Linked DNA regions of Mus musculus: region 1 is linked to region 2. The links are chromatin loops, found by intact Hi-C in ENCODE. Cell type or tissue: left cerebral cortex. All regions are shown on one strand. Links, peaks and the distances in the headings refer to the core of each region. The heading gives the core; the rest is flanking DNA.

The links. Peaks named below come from ENCODE experiments on the same cell type or tissue, not always from the same donor. Only the 100,000 strongest peaks of a DNase experiment are listed, where the experiment ranks them.
Region 1: it touches region 2 in a loop (7-fold over the local background); 11 of 42 quality-filtered maps call a loop at or near these places.

What each region holds. Positions count from the first base shown.
Region 1 is chr1:92,440,123-92,446,204 of GRCm38, forward strand. All of the region lies in intron 9 of Ndufa10 (NADH:ubiquinone oxidoreductase subunit A10), which reads right to left. Among named protein-coding and RNA genes, the nearest start is that of Mir6900, 21 kb to the right of the region's middle. In left cerebral cortex, for the core only: no CTCF peak of the experiment used is centred there; DNase peaks (open chromatin) are centred at 2,936 and 3,783.
Region 2 is chr1:92,175,770-92,181,851 of GRCm38, forward strand. Hdac4 (histone deacetylase 4) reads right to left here and starts at 4,572. Exons shown (of 27, transcript NM_207225.2): 1 at 4,489-4,572. In left cerebral cortex, for the core only: CTCF peaks have their summits at 2,743 and 5,262; DNase peaks (open chromatin) are centred at 2,380, 2,932, 3,551, 3,931 and 2 more places; H3K4me3 peaks cover 3,255 bases; H3K27ac peaks cover 2,652 bases.

The sequences.
Region 1 (6,082 bases), core at 392-5,391, 260 kb after region 2:
GACAAGAAACCAGTGGCACTCAGTGATAGCTGGCAGAGGAGGCTGGGCTTAGAAAATGCCTTGTTCTCAGCCCCGACTGCCTGCTTGACTAGTGTGAATGGAGACAGTAGCTTAGCCTTGGGAACCAGTGATGGACTTATTACTAAGAGGCCACAGTCCGAGCTGTCTGGCTTCTGTGACACCATCAGTACTGACTCATCAGGACTCCTCCTGGTTATCCTGCTGTTGCCCTGCGTCATGGAGACCTTGTAGCTTCAGAACAGTAGGGCTAGCCTTTTCATGTACCCCAACCAATTGCAAGTGATATAGATTTTGGGGTGGGCGAATTCAGAGCCTCAATCTGGGCTTGGGTAGCAGCTGAGCTGGTCAGCCCACTTACTCTCCTTTATCCGCACCACCCAAGCGAGCTCTCCAGTTCTCATGCCCTTGAGGTCTTACTGAGCTGCCCAGTCAAGGCTCGACTCTTGTGCTGCAGCCTGTGAGGAGCTGGCTCACCGGTGCCTTTGTCATCAGGGCCATCTCCACTGTATAGTCCAAGGAAGTTTCAGCTTAATTCCCTCCTCCCCCAGTGATAAGGCCAGTGAGGGAGCAGGGCTAGCTCTCCTACTCTCACGACCCCAGGGTCAGCTCTCCCCACTGCTGCAGATGGTGTGGGGCTAAAGGGACCAGGTATCACGCCCACCCCCACATCATCTCATGGCAGATGAGTGGCAAGACCAGCTCTCCTGAGACCACTGACTCACTGCAATGGACATTACAAGTGGAGATGTGTGGACAGAGAGACATACTGTGGGACACACTGTGACACACTCCAGCTTCCATCAGAGGTTTCCTATGCTTGTTGTTGTTGTTTGTGTGTGTGCTATATTTTTGGGGGAGGCTGCAAGGGTGAAGGGTGGGTATTGGGGAGGAGATGAGTGGGACTGGGGTACATGATTCGAAACTCACAAGAATCAGTAAAAAAGTTAAAAAAAGAAAAAAGTTATTGACTTACTCATGAATTTCCTATACTCATTAACTGATGGCTCTGATTGGGTCATCAATACTTAAAATATTTGAGGAACTAATTTCTTTTGGTATTTTAGTTAATAATAATTTAGGAACCTAAGAAAAATTCTGAAAAATTTTTCAGGTGATGGCATATTTTGAAATATACCCATTTGAACCTTGGAGATTTTTTTTTTTCAGAATTCACTATTGTAATTACTTCAGATCATTGTCGTGAGTTTCAGTAGTTTGTTGTGTAGGTAACAACGTATTCAGAGATGTGTACTGTGGTTTCCTGGTCTGTACTGAGTTTATTTTTTCCCTTCTTAGAAAAATAAAACAAAACAAAACAAAACAACCCAAAAGAGGCTGTAGTCCCCAGGGCTTTGGTTTGGAAGGAGTGCATAAAGGGAGTGTGAGTAACACAAGTGGGAAGTGCAGGCAGGCATGGGAGACAGCACTGGGCTGGGGGCAGGGAGGACTCTGACAAGGTTAGTTAGGCCTTGGGAAGCCACTGAAATACCCAGGCTTAAAAAACATTGGCAAAGAACTACTTTGGAAGCAAGGAAGCCATGGGAGAGGCCCCTGGAGCTGTCACTGGGCTGAAAGGATGGAGAACTAAGCCTCCCTCTTCCAGTAGCTTTGTCCTTCCCTAGCCGGTGGCTAAGAAGGACAGATAAGAGCCCAGGTCAGAGAGAACTCCTGACAGACAATGTGAGAGATAGGGACCCGCCTAGCACAGCAGGAGGATGCACCACACAGCCGCAAGAGCAGCCTATCAGTACATGAGCAGCATGAGGGCAGCAGAGGCTGGAAGCACCCCTACCGCCCACTTCCCCAGAGCTAACAGAAAGAGGCTTTCCTGCGTAGAGAAGATGGTGGGTCTGGAATGGCCTCAGACAAGACGCACAGGTACAGTGTGTAGGGGAGGACCTGGCAGAACAGCCACTGAAACACAGAGCTTCTCCAACTGCCATCCAGCTGAAGAGGTCCACTTCTTCTCATTTGTTGAACCAATCCCACAATTATGCTTGATGAACAAAACACACACACACACACACCCTACCCACTGTGTGCAAGTTGGCTATGGTGGCTTCACCAAGGTGCAGTTGGGAGCTTGAGAGGCAGTGACAACTGTCATCTTGTGTCTACCAAGTGAAGTTACTGAGGTTTGTATTACACCAGTGGCCAGTTGGTCAGCATGTCCAGGAACTTCCAACCACTACTGTCCTGAATTTTAGACTAGAGCAAGTAAAAACTAGCTGAAGACCACCAATCTGAGGCCTCACCAATGTCTACTAACTGCTTCACAAAAGCCACTCTCTGGAATTCTTAGGGGTATTTAATTGGCCTATAAAATCTAGTGAGGGATGCTCTGTCCCGGGTTCTGGAGAGAAAGCACAAGCACTTGAACATACATAAAAGCACCCTAAGTTCCCAGTATCTAACTGTGTGCTTGTCTGTGGGCTGGAGGCCATGCTGAATCTAAACCAAAAATTAGTTCTTGGGAGGTTGCAAAGGAAGCTCAAGACCCTGCTGCCTCTGGGGAGGACCCTTCGATGCTACAGGATGCACAGGTACTTCTGTTTTCATACAGAGTAAGTCACTTGCCTGGAGCGCAGAGCTATTCCATCCACAGAGCAAGAACCAGCCCCTTACACACAAGCACAAGAGGGATCTCAGTCTCCCGAGTCTGGAGCGGGCCCTGTGCCCGAGTCGCTAGACAGCTCACCTACTCACCCCAGGGAGGGCGGACCTGTGCTGTGAGCCCTACTGTTTCCAGCCCCCATTCCACCGTACAATGCTTCCCCTTGCTATGTGCTTAGGATAAACTCCCAGAAACAGAACTGCTTGCTGAAGCAAAACAGCCTGAAGAGCAGGTGTGGAAAGCCCCCCCGCCCCATGGGTTTAACTTGACTGTGTGGAAGAGCTGGTCTGGATTACTGTGCGGAGGCTTAGGGTGTAGACTCAGCACTGTCTCTCCTTAAAAATCTATCCATGATCTTGGTCTTTTAGGACCTTCACCAGGATCAGCAAGCTGGCTTCACTTCAGTCCTGGCCCACTGACTGCCACTGCACACAAGGTACCTCCTACCCACTGTGTGCAAGTTGGCTGTGATGGCTTCACCAAGGTCCCATTGGGAGATTAAGATGTGGTGGCAAGTGTCATCTTGTGTATACCAAGCAAAGCTACAAGCAACATGAAGGAATGGGGTTCTGAGAGTTGTAAAAGGTCCCCCTCTATCTACATGCCACAGCCTGCTGAAACGTATACTTCAGTCTTTAGCGTGGACTCCCACACCCTACCCCAACCATATGCTGGACTTGGGTCAACTTGTAATACACCAGCTTCCAGGCCCTGGACTCCAGTATTGGGGCCTGAGCACTTTAGACCTGCCAGACTAACTGTCATCAAGTAACAGTAGCTTCCCAACTGGAAAGCTGAGACCACGCCCTGATCCTGAACAAGCCAAAGTGTAGAAGGTAGGGGCTTAGGGTCTAGGCAGAGAAAGAGCTCCAGAATTTGTTACAGGGCCACTGGTCTTTGGCTGAAGACAATGTCTATGTGAAGCTGGACAAAGAGCCTCCAGGAGCTGTGAGCAGAATGAATCCATGGCTACTCACAGAAGGCTGTGGGTCAGATGGGTTCCCACCAGCTCCTCCTCACACAAGCACAAGCGAGATCTCAGGCCACATCGTACCCCCAAACAGGCTATGCTAGAGGCACTGGAAAGCTGGAACTCAGGGCTAGCAGGCTTAATGCTGATGTGCATGTAACTGCACTGCAGCCAGAAAACTTGTAACACTTGTCTTAGAATAGAACAAAATCTCACATTCCAAACCATGAAACTCACAATGTACTGCAGCTAGTGATACATTTCCAGACACATGCAAGTGGAAAATATGACCCTAAACCAGAGGGAAATCAGACTGACTCTGAAATGACGAAGGCGATGGATTAGTGAACAGGGCTATTAAAGCATCTGTTACAAAAGTGCTTGACATGTTCTGGGAACAAAATGACAGATGACAGAAATAAGGGAGAACTGGAAAACAGAAAGGACCAGGCAGGAGTTCTGAATATAAAAGTAAAATTCCTGTGCCGGGCAGTGGTGGTGCACGCCTTTAATCCCAGCTCTTGGGAGGCAGAGGCAGGCTGATTTCTGAGTTCGAGGCCAGCCTGGTCTACAGAGTGAGTTCCAGGACAGCCAGGGCTACACAGAGAAACCCTGTCTTGAACTCCCCCCACCCCCCAAAAAAGTAAGATTCCTGAAGTACAATTCTGTTGGCTGGGTGTAGGGTCACGCACATGTGCTATGTGGGGCTAGGAAGGACGAGTCCTTGGGATTAGCTGTGCTGCACACGGCAGGCCACACCCTAACTGTCATTGCTGGGTGCACAGGAGCAGTGCCAGTCTGCTTTGTGACCACGGGCTCTTCCCAGAGGCATCCTCTCTAACCTGGATCACATCTCCTGGATCTGTCCTCCCGGCTGCCAGTCAGGCATGCCTCCGGCCCTCTGCCCCTCCCATCCAGTCTACTTTTCTTCCAGTATTTCCTTGTTGTTGCATCAACACTTTCATGTTTTCTGTTTCTTTGAAGAGCCAAATGAACACAATGGAACACCAGCACATTTCTTAACAACATAGAAAAGAGCATGAAGACCTAAGAGAACTGACTCCAAACAAAGTAGAAAGAAAAAGGTCAAAATAGTTCCAGTGACCCATGGAAACCTCCATCTAGTGCATGTATAAATAGAGTCCCCCAAACCCTCAAAAATAATGGCTAAACCTTTTCCAAATGCTTTGAAAAATATAGCTACTCCACCAAGAAACTCAGTGAACCTCCACAAAATACAGAGAGACAACCACAGAGGCACATCACATGAAACCGAGAAAGCAAGCAGGAAAGGGGCTGAGAAATCCTGAAAGCAGCCAGAGATAAAAGGCTACAGGGGCACCAAGACCAGGAATGACAAGACTTCTCACTAGAAACAACACGGGTTTGAGGCACAGAGAACCTGCCATGTGTTGTAAGTACGACTGATCAAGCTAGAATCTTGTAGCAATTGAAAATACCTCTCAGATTGAGTTGAGGTAAATACTTTTTAAAGAAAACCAGCCACTGGAATTTGTCACTATCAGACACATATATAAAAACTGTTCAGCTAGTCAGGCAAAACCTGGGTCCAAACAAAAGAATGGAGTACACCCAACATGACAGCTCAGAAAGAAGACAGAATTAGAACGTTAAAGGGTAAACAGTTTACTGTATCTTTTCTTCCAATCCATTGCTTCAACGCTGCTTCTAAAATGGCTTCTAGAAACAACAGTATAGCCATGGAGGAGACCTCCCCTCTTTTCCCTTTTAAAACATGTTTTCTAATTGGCTTACAAAATAGGAGGTCTTGATATTTTTCCCTAAACCCATTCATTGTCTTTGTTAACTCTCTCATCCCATACCCTGTCTTCCTTTTTCTGGCTGGAGCTAATCCTTGCCCAGCATCATCCTTTTCTACACTCACATCACCGATGCTCTACCAGATATTCTCCCTTATGGGGGCACTGACAGCTCCTTTCTAGTTCCTGGCTTCTACACATGCTCCAAGTTAAGCACACAGCTCTAAAGAGTCTAAGCTGGATCCATACATGAGAGAGAACATGTGGTGGTGTTTGCCTTCTTGGCCCCGGGTCATCTGTTTTCTAGCTCTATCCATTTACCTGCAAACTTCATCTTTCCCCATATCTGAGTACAATTCCATTTTGTATACATCACATTTTTTAAGCCATTCAACTGTTGACAAGACATTTAGAAGGCTGGTTTCCTTTCCTGGCCACTGTGAAAAGAGCAGCAGTGAACACTGAGGGCCAGTGTCTCTGTAGCAGGATGTAATGTCCTTTGGGTCTATGCCCAGGGTGGTAGAGCTGGGTCATATGGTTAGTCTATGTGTTGCTTTTCTGTGGAACCTCCATACTGATTTTCATAGTGATGTACCAGTCCACACTCCCACCAACAGTGAATAAGAGTTCTTTCCCCGTAACCTCGACAGCATCTGCTATCATTTGATTTCTGGATAATAGCCATTCTGGTTGGGG
Region 2 (6,082 bases), core at 734-5,733:
ATCCCAATGGCCATCAATATCACCTTGGAAACTCATTAAAAACCAGAAAGCCAGTCAGTCTACAGATTGCTCTAGGCCAAATGCCTCTGTGTACCACGCACCGGGAGGTTACCTACAGCAACAAGGGTACTCACAGAGCTGTGCTTCTGCAGATGGCAGAGCCCGTGTCTTGCAAGTACTTGGGTGTCAATGTGCTTACCACAGTCATTAGAATAAATTCTAGGATTCAGAACTGCCTCTTGAATGAACGGCCATTTAAATCTTTGATACTTCCCTGGAGAGAAATTAGATATTTTGTATGATAATATACATTGTTCTCTCTATAGAACAAATGTGTGTATACCTAATGCTTACATTGTGCTTCCTATGGGCCTAGGTTCCAGCCTAAGCATTTGTTACATATAACTTGTTAAACTCTAGGAAGCCATATCCTTATCACAGTTGTGGGTGTTGTTATCAATCTCACTAATACAAAGGGCACAGATGTAATCTCCCATACACTGGGTTATTAGCTACGCTCAGTCTTTTCTCTTAGCTGTGGAGATCTGCCTACCTGCATGCCTTAAAAACTGTAACAGGGAAGCTCATCCATTTATTGTTAGTTTGCAAAAGCTCTTTATATATACTGGCTATTAATCTCACAGAGGCCAAATAGGTTACACATTTTTTTTCTCTCTTGTCTCTGAATCTTGGTTATAGAGTCTTTCTCCAAAGATTTTCTTCTTACTATTAAATCTGCCAATATTTTCTCTTAAGGCACTGTCTTGGTTTTAGGATAAGAACACTTGAGTGCTGTAGTTCCTCAGTTAGTGGTTACATTCTTCCAATAAAAATTTCCCATGTAAGTAAGACTACCAGTAGCACTAAGCAGCTCTGAGAAATGGGCACAGACCATAGGCTGTCTGCTGCCAATCACCGCCTGCTTGCACAGCCTTGGAACTTCTCAAGACTCAAGCAAGCAAGAACAGGCTGTAACAACCACCAGCCAACTGGACTGCTCTGATTTCTGTGATACTCGGGATAGATAGAACCCAGAGCCTTTCAACATTACACAGAAGGCACAACGAAGACATTAAAGTCACTTTTCTGACTCAAATGAAACCCAGAGCGGTGACAGCTCAGAAGGGCAGACAACCTAACACCATACTGGGAAAGTATTCCAAATTATCTTCTCAAAGTAGCTGTGCTCTTCCAAACAACTCAATAACACTAACCTTCCACACAGGCTCATCCTGGGCCCAAAGCAGAGGTAAAGAAAGGCTCAGCCTTTGGGACTCAAGGCTGCCATTCCTCTCACATCCCTGCTATCAAGGGTGTGTAGCATCACCTATTTCTTGTAGCTGTGGGAGCAATAGAGGAGACGAAGATGGAAAGTGCTCAAAGAATGGCCCATGGCTCTTACTGGGTGCTCATTTAAACATCTGCTACTGACTTGTGTAATCTCCTGATCCAGGGAAGGAAGACACTCTCATCTACTCAGGACCTTACAGTGTTCTAACCGGGTCCAGTTACATGGAGGGTCTCAGTGGGGTCCATTTGTGTGGACCCCAGTCTGGCCTTTCAGGAAGTACGGAGGCATGTCTGAGAGGCAAGGGCAGCAGCAAAGCCAAGAGCAGCTGCAGATGCCAGACCACATTCCACCCTAAACAAAGCCCATCCTGCTCACTCACATGAGCCCAAGAGCAAACAACTGACCTCCTGACAGCTCAGAGCACTCTGCAGAAATGGACTAGGGTCTGTTCAAATGCAGCAGCACTTCTGATTCTGCCCCCCTCCGTCACCTGCACCTCAAAGGTCAGTGTCACACTTAAGGCCCAGAGTTGGCTGAGCAGCAGGACACTGGATGGTCACTGGAGACCAAGACAAAGCCACTCCAAAAATCTCTTTGGGGCCCCTACCCCAAGACTGGGTTACAACCAATGGGACATGAGCTCAACTCTGGATTCACCCTCTGAAGCCTGCATAGTCACCCCAGGGCCCAGAGACATCAAAAGCCCTGGTCCTGGGACTGAGCCCCCCCACGCCACCCCAATCTTCCCGTGCAGCAGGTGTCTCTCATTTCTGCATCTCCCTGGCTCCCTACATCAGGTATTAATGTATTACTTATGGCAGCTTCAGAGTTCTGAAAAACCAGCCGTTTTCAATAGAAAATGGCATGGACAAGGCTTGACAGGAGTGATGAAATTTTCTTCTGCTCTGGCAATTAGGACGGCACAAAGTCGCCTTTCCTTTGGTGCCACCCCCAACATCAAAGGATTGGAATTCAAAGCCGTTCATGCTGCATTGAAACCTCACAATGAGGCTGGAAAATGGAAGTCGATTACTGGGCAAAAATATGCAGTAGTTAAAAGGAAAGAGTTCTAACGAAATTAAGCTGCAGCAGCCCCACGACGTGTGGAAACTTCCAGCACCAGAGCTCTTCTGGTAAACATCAAGAGGGACATCCTCCTAACACAGGTTTGAAAGCAAAGTCAAGCTAGGAGCCAGGAGCCCCAGGAAGATAGAGTGCTATGTTCTCTTGCCCACCTCACCAGCAGCAGCCCCTAGCTTCTGAGAAGGTGCCATCTGGGGGCTTTATATGTTGCACAGCTCTCTGATGTTGCTAACCACAGACATTCTTGCTAGGGCTGCTTAGGTCACATCTGTCCTTGGTCTCTAGGCTATCCAGGCCCCGTCTGCAGTTCACAGTCATTCTTCTCCCCCACAGGGCTCCCAGATACCCTGTAAGCAGCCTGCAGACCCCTAAAGGGGGCAGTGTTACCTCTGCCTTCTAGCAAACCCAGCCTCTTCTGGGTGATTACTGCTCTTCAGGAAGGCATTTGATCTTTAAAAGAAAAGCCAGAACACAGAAAACCATAGAAGTCTTACAGTGTGTCGGGTGTGTGTTTTTAAAGCATGAAAATACTTCCCTCCCACACAAACGGGGAGTTCTTCTGGGGAAAGATGCCACAGATCCCGAGGAGTGGCAGATCTGGGAAAGCGGATGGGTCTTAAAAATAGACAATTGAACCTAGACTAGAGCTGCAAAGCTACCTGGGGGAAAAAAATGAGAATTTTTAACTAAATCTCACATATTTTTTGATATCCAAAACTCCATCCTGATGAAACTTCTAACTGGGTGGCATTTTGCATTTCCAATTATAATGGAGTAATTGTGTTGCCATAGTGACTGCAAAATTCTGCAATAACTTTTGCTGCCTTGTAACTGCTATAGTGTATATTTGTGTACAAGCAGCTGAGTTTTCTTAATTCAACCTCCTTGCCTCTCCACAAGCACTACACCTACCTACACCACCACCACCACCATCACCTTCTTTCTGGGTGGATTTTGAAACCACTACACTAGCTTTCATCAAGCCGGTCCTGAAATAATGCACGGAATTATCAGAAGCAATTAAAACTCCTGGCAACCTCGATCATATCACGGAGGAAAAACCGAAACCAGGTCAAGGTGCAAGCCGCCAGCATCCCCCTAGCCCCAAAGTGCGACAGGGCCATGGCTGTTTACACGTTAATACTCGCAGGCCTTAAATGCTTAGGTGGTTTGTGGGAACAGACAGAAAAGCCTGAGCAGAGAAAAGCAGGGAGGCAAAGTGACTACACAGGCCTTTCCTTCCTCCCCGGGCAGGCAGAGTGGCTCTCGGAAAGCAATTAGGTAGGTCTCTACAGTAATGCAATTAGGATTTAGTTAAGAAAGTCATTAGTTCTAAAATAACTTAAGTTTAATTTCTGCGACGCTTTATTTGAAAATCGTGTCACAGCAGGTCAATTTACAGCATGCAATAACCAAAACACTGCTATCAGCGGCTGCAAGTTATTAACAAATTCTCGGTGTGCATTAAAGGAGAACACGGGTTCCACACCCGGCCTTTCCGACCGACTCCCGCTGTGTGAGCTACAAGCTGTGCCTTCGGAACCCTCGCTCAGGGTGGACACCGGTCGTCTCCGGGGCTAGCGCAGCTCCTCGCCAGCCCAGCGACGGTCCGGGCCCGGCCGCGGCCCCCGCCCCGCCGCCCGCCGCCGCCGAGGGGCGTTTTCTGCAAACTCACAGGCTGACAAAGTTACATAAACGCCCCGGCCCCCGCCCCCGCGCGCCCACCTGCCCGCCCGCCGGCGCAGGCCGCTCTCCCGCCCGCCAGCCCGCGGCGCAGGGCCCCGAGGCCTCGGCGGGGCCGGGCGTCCACCTGCCGCCAGCAACCGGGCGGCGCGGACAATGACGGCCGGTGGCTTACCGCGGCGGCGGCGGGCCGCGTCTAGCCCTGCTCCGGCGCTCCGAGCCGCATCTCCTCAGCCTGCGCCGCCGCCGGCGGGCGGGCGGGCTCGGGCGGCGACGGCGACAGCAGCCGCGTTGAGCGGGCCGGGCGTGAGGCGGCGCGGCGGCGGCGGCGCGAGCAGGCGCGCGGGCTCGGGCTCGGGCGGCGGCGGGGATGGTGCTCCGCGGCAGCGGCCCCACAACCTCCCCTCCTCATTCACAAAAAATTGACCCACGTTGAACCATGATGCTGCTCCCCCTCGAGCGCAGAGCCGCGCGGGGATAGGCCGCGCCCTACGCCCGTCAGGCGCCCCAGCCCCGCCCCTCCCGTCGGCGGCCCACCAGCCATTGGCTACAACGGCTTTGCGTCACCTCCCCCCGTGGGCGCCGCCCCCTGCCTGGTTTCTAATGAAGAAAGCGTCAATTACGGCTCGGCCCCGCCTCCAAGAATTCAGCCGCCCTTCCATTGGTCCGAGAGTCCTAAGTCCGCCCCACAATAGCCCAACAGCCAGCCCCGCTTCGCGGGCGCTGCGAAGGGGCTCCGCCTTCGTCCGCCCTTCTCAAAAGTTCCAAACCCCATTGGCTCCCAGCATTGTCAATTCTAATGAGCGGGGCGTACCGAAGACTCTCCAGGCGCCCGCTCTGAGAGCTTTTGCTGTTTTAGAAAGAGCAGGGAGCTGGTGCGCGAACTGATTGAAGCCGTGGACAGACCTCCTTGGCAGCCCGCGGCGCTGCCCGGGTCAATACAGTGTGCCTGAGCGCCTGTCTCATGCTCTAAGGGGGCGCGGAAGAGCACAGACTAAGGCGAGGGCCCGGCCGGGCCTGGCGGCAACCTCCATCTTAGGCAAGGCACAGATCACGTGGGCTGCGTGCGGGGGACGCCGAGCCCAGAGGGAGTGCGCAGGCGCGGCGGGCCCCGCCCTGCCCCGGGGCAGGCGCGCCGCTTGGGGGTGCGGCTGTGACTGTGGGGCCTTGCGTGGCCGTGGGAACTGGGGGTTCTGGGACCGCTGCTGTTGCGGAGGTGTATTCTTGGTTCGCCGCCACGGCGTCCCGGTTTGTTGGGACCACCCCTTCTCTGAGGTTCTTCTAGACCTGGGCCAAGCGCCTATAATTGGCGTTCACGAATGTGGATGGGCGTGAAAGGCCATCCTTCTGGCTCCCTTGGGTCCATTTCCTTTCATCAGGAGAGTAGTGCAATTTCTCATCCTGTGTCCATGATATTTCCAGAATCCCACATCCAAAACGAAGACAAGAGCATCTGGTCCACCCTACATGGCCTGACCTAGGATGCTGACCTATTTACTAGGCCTTGCCTGATAGGAGTTGAGTAGAGATTTAATAGCATTTTTGTTCCATGACTGGGGGAAAATTGAAGGTAAAACAATTCGCAAGAAGCAATAGATTCTTTTCATTATCTCAAGGTAATACTGAGTTAGAAAGCTTCATTCACTGGGAGAAATTCATACTCTAGGATAGCTCAGCTGTGAAGCCAAGGGATGAATTGTGGAATAGAAAAGAGCAGAAGAAAATGACCGCACTTAGGAGTGCTAGTGCAGCTGCTTATAGAAAAGTACACTACCAAATTTACATACAAAATAATGCAGGATCTGCAGCCTGCTAACATTTAGATGAAACATGAAGTTCAGAAGTACTTGAAAGGATAAAGACATGCAATAATCACAGATTTGGTGAGTACTGAGTAAAGACAACCCTAAACAAAAGTGCCATGAGAAAGTGCTGGAATATAATCTTAGATGCAGTTACTCTGAAATGATATGGTTCGGTTCCAGGGTCGGGGGAGTATTGCTCTGTGCTGATTAGACCTCACAG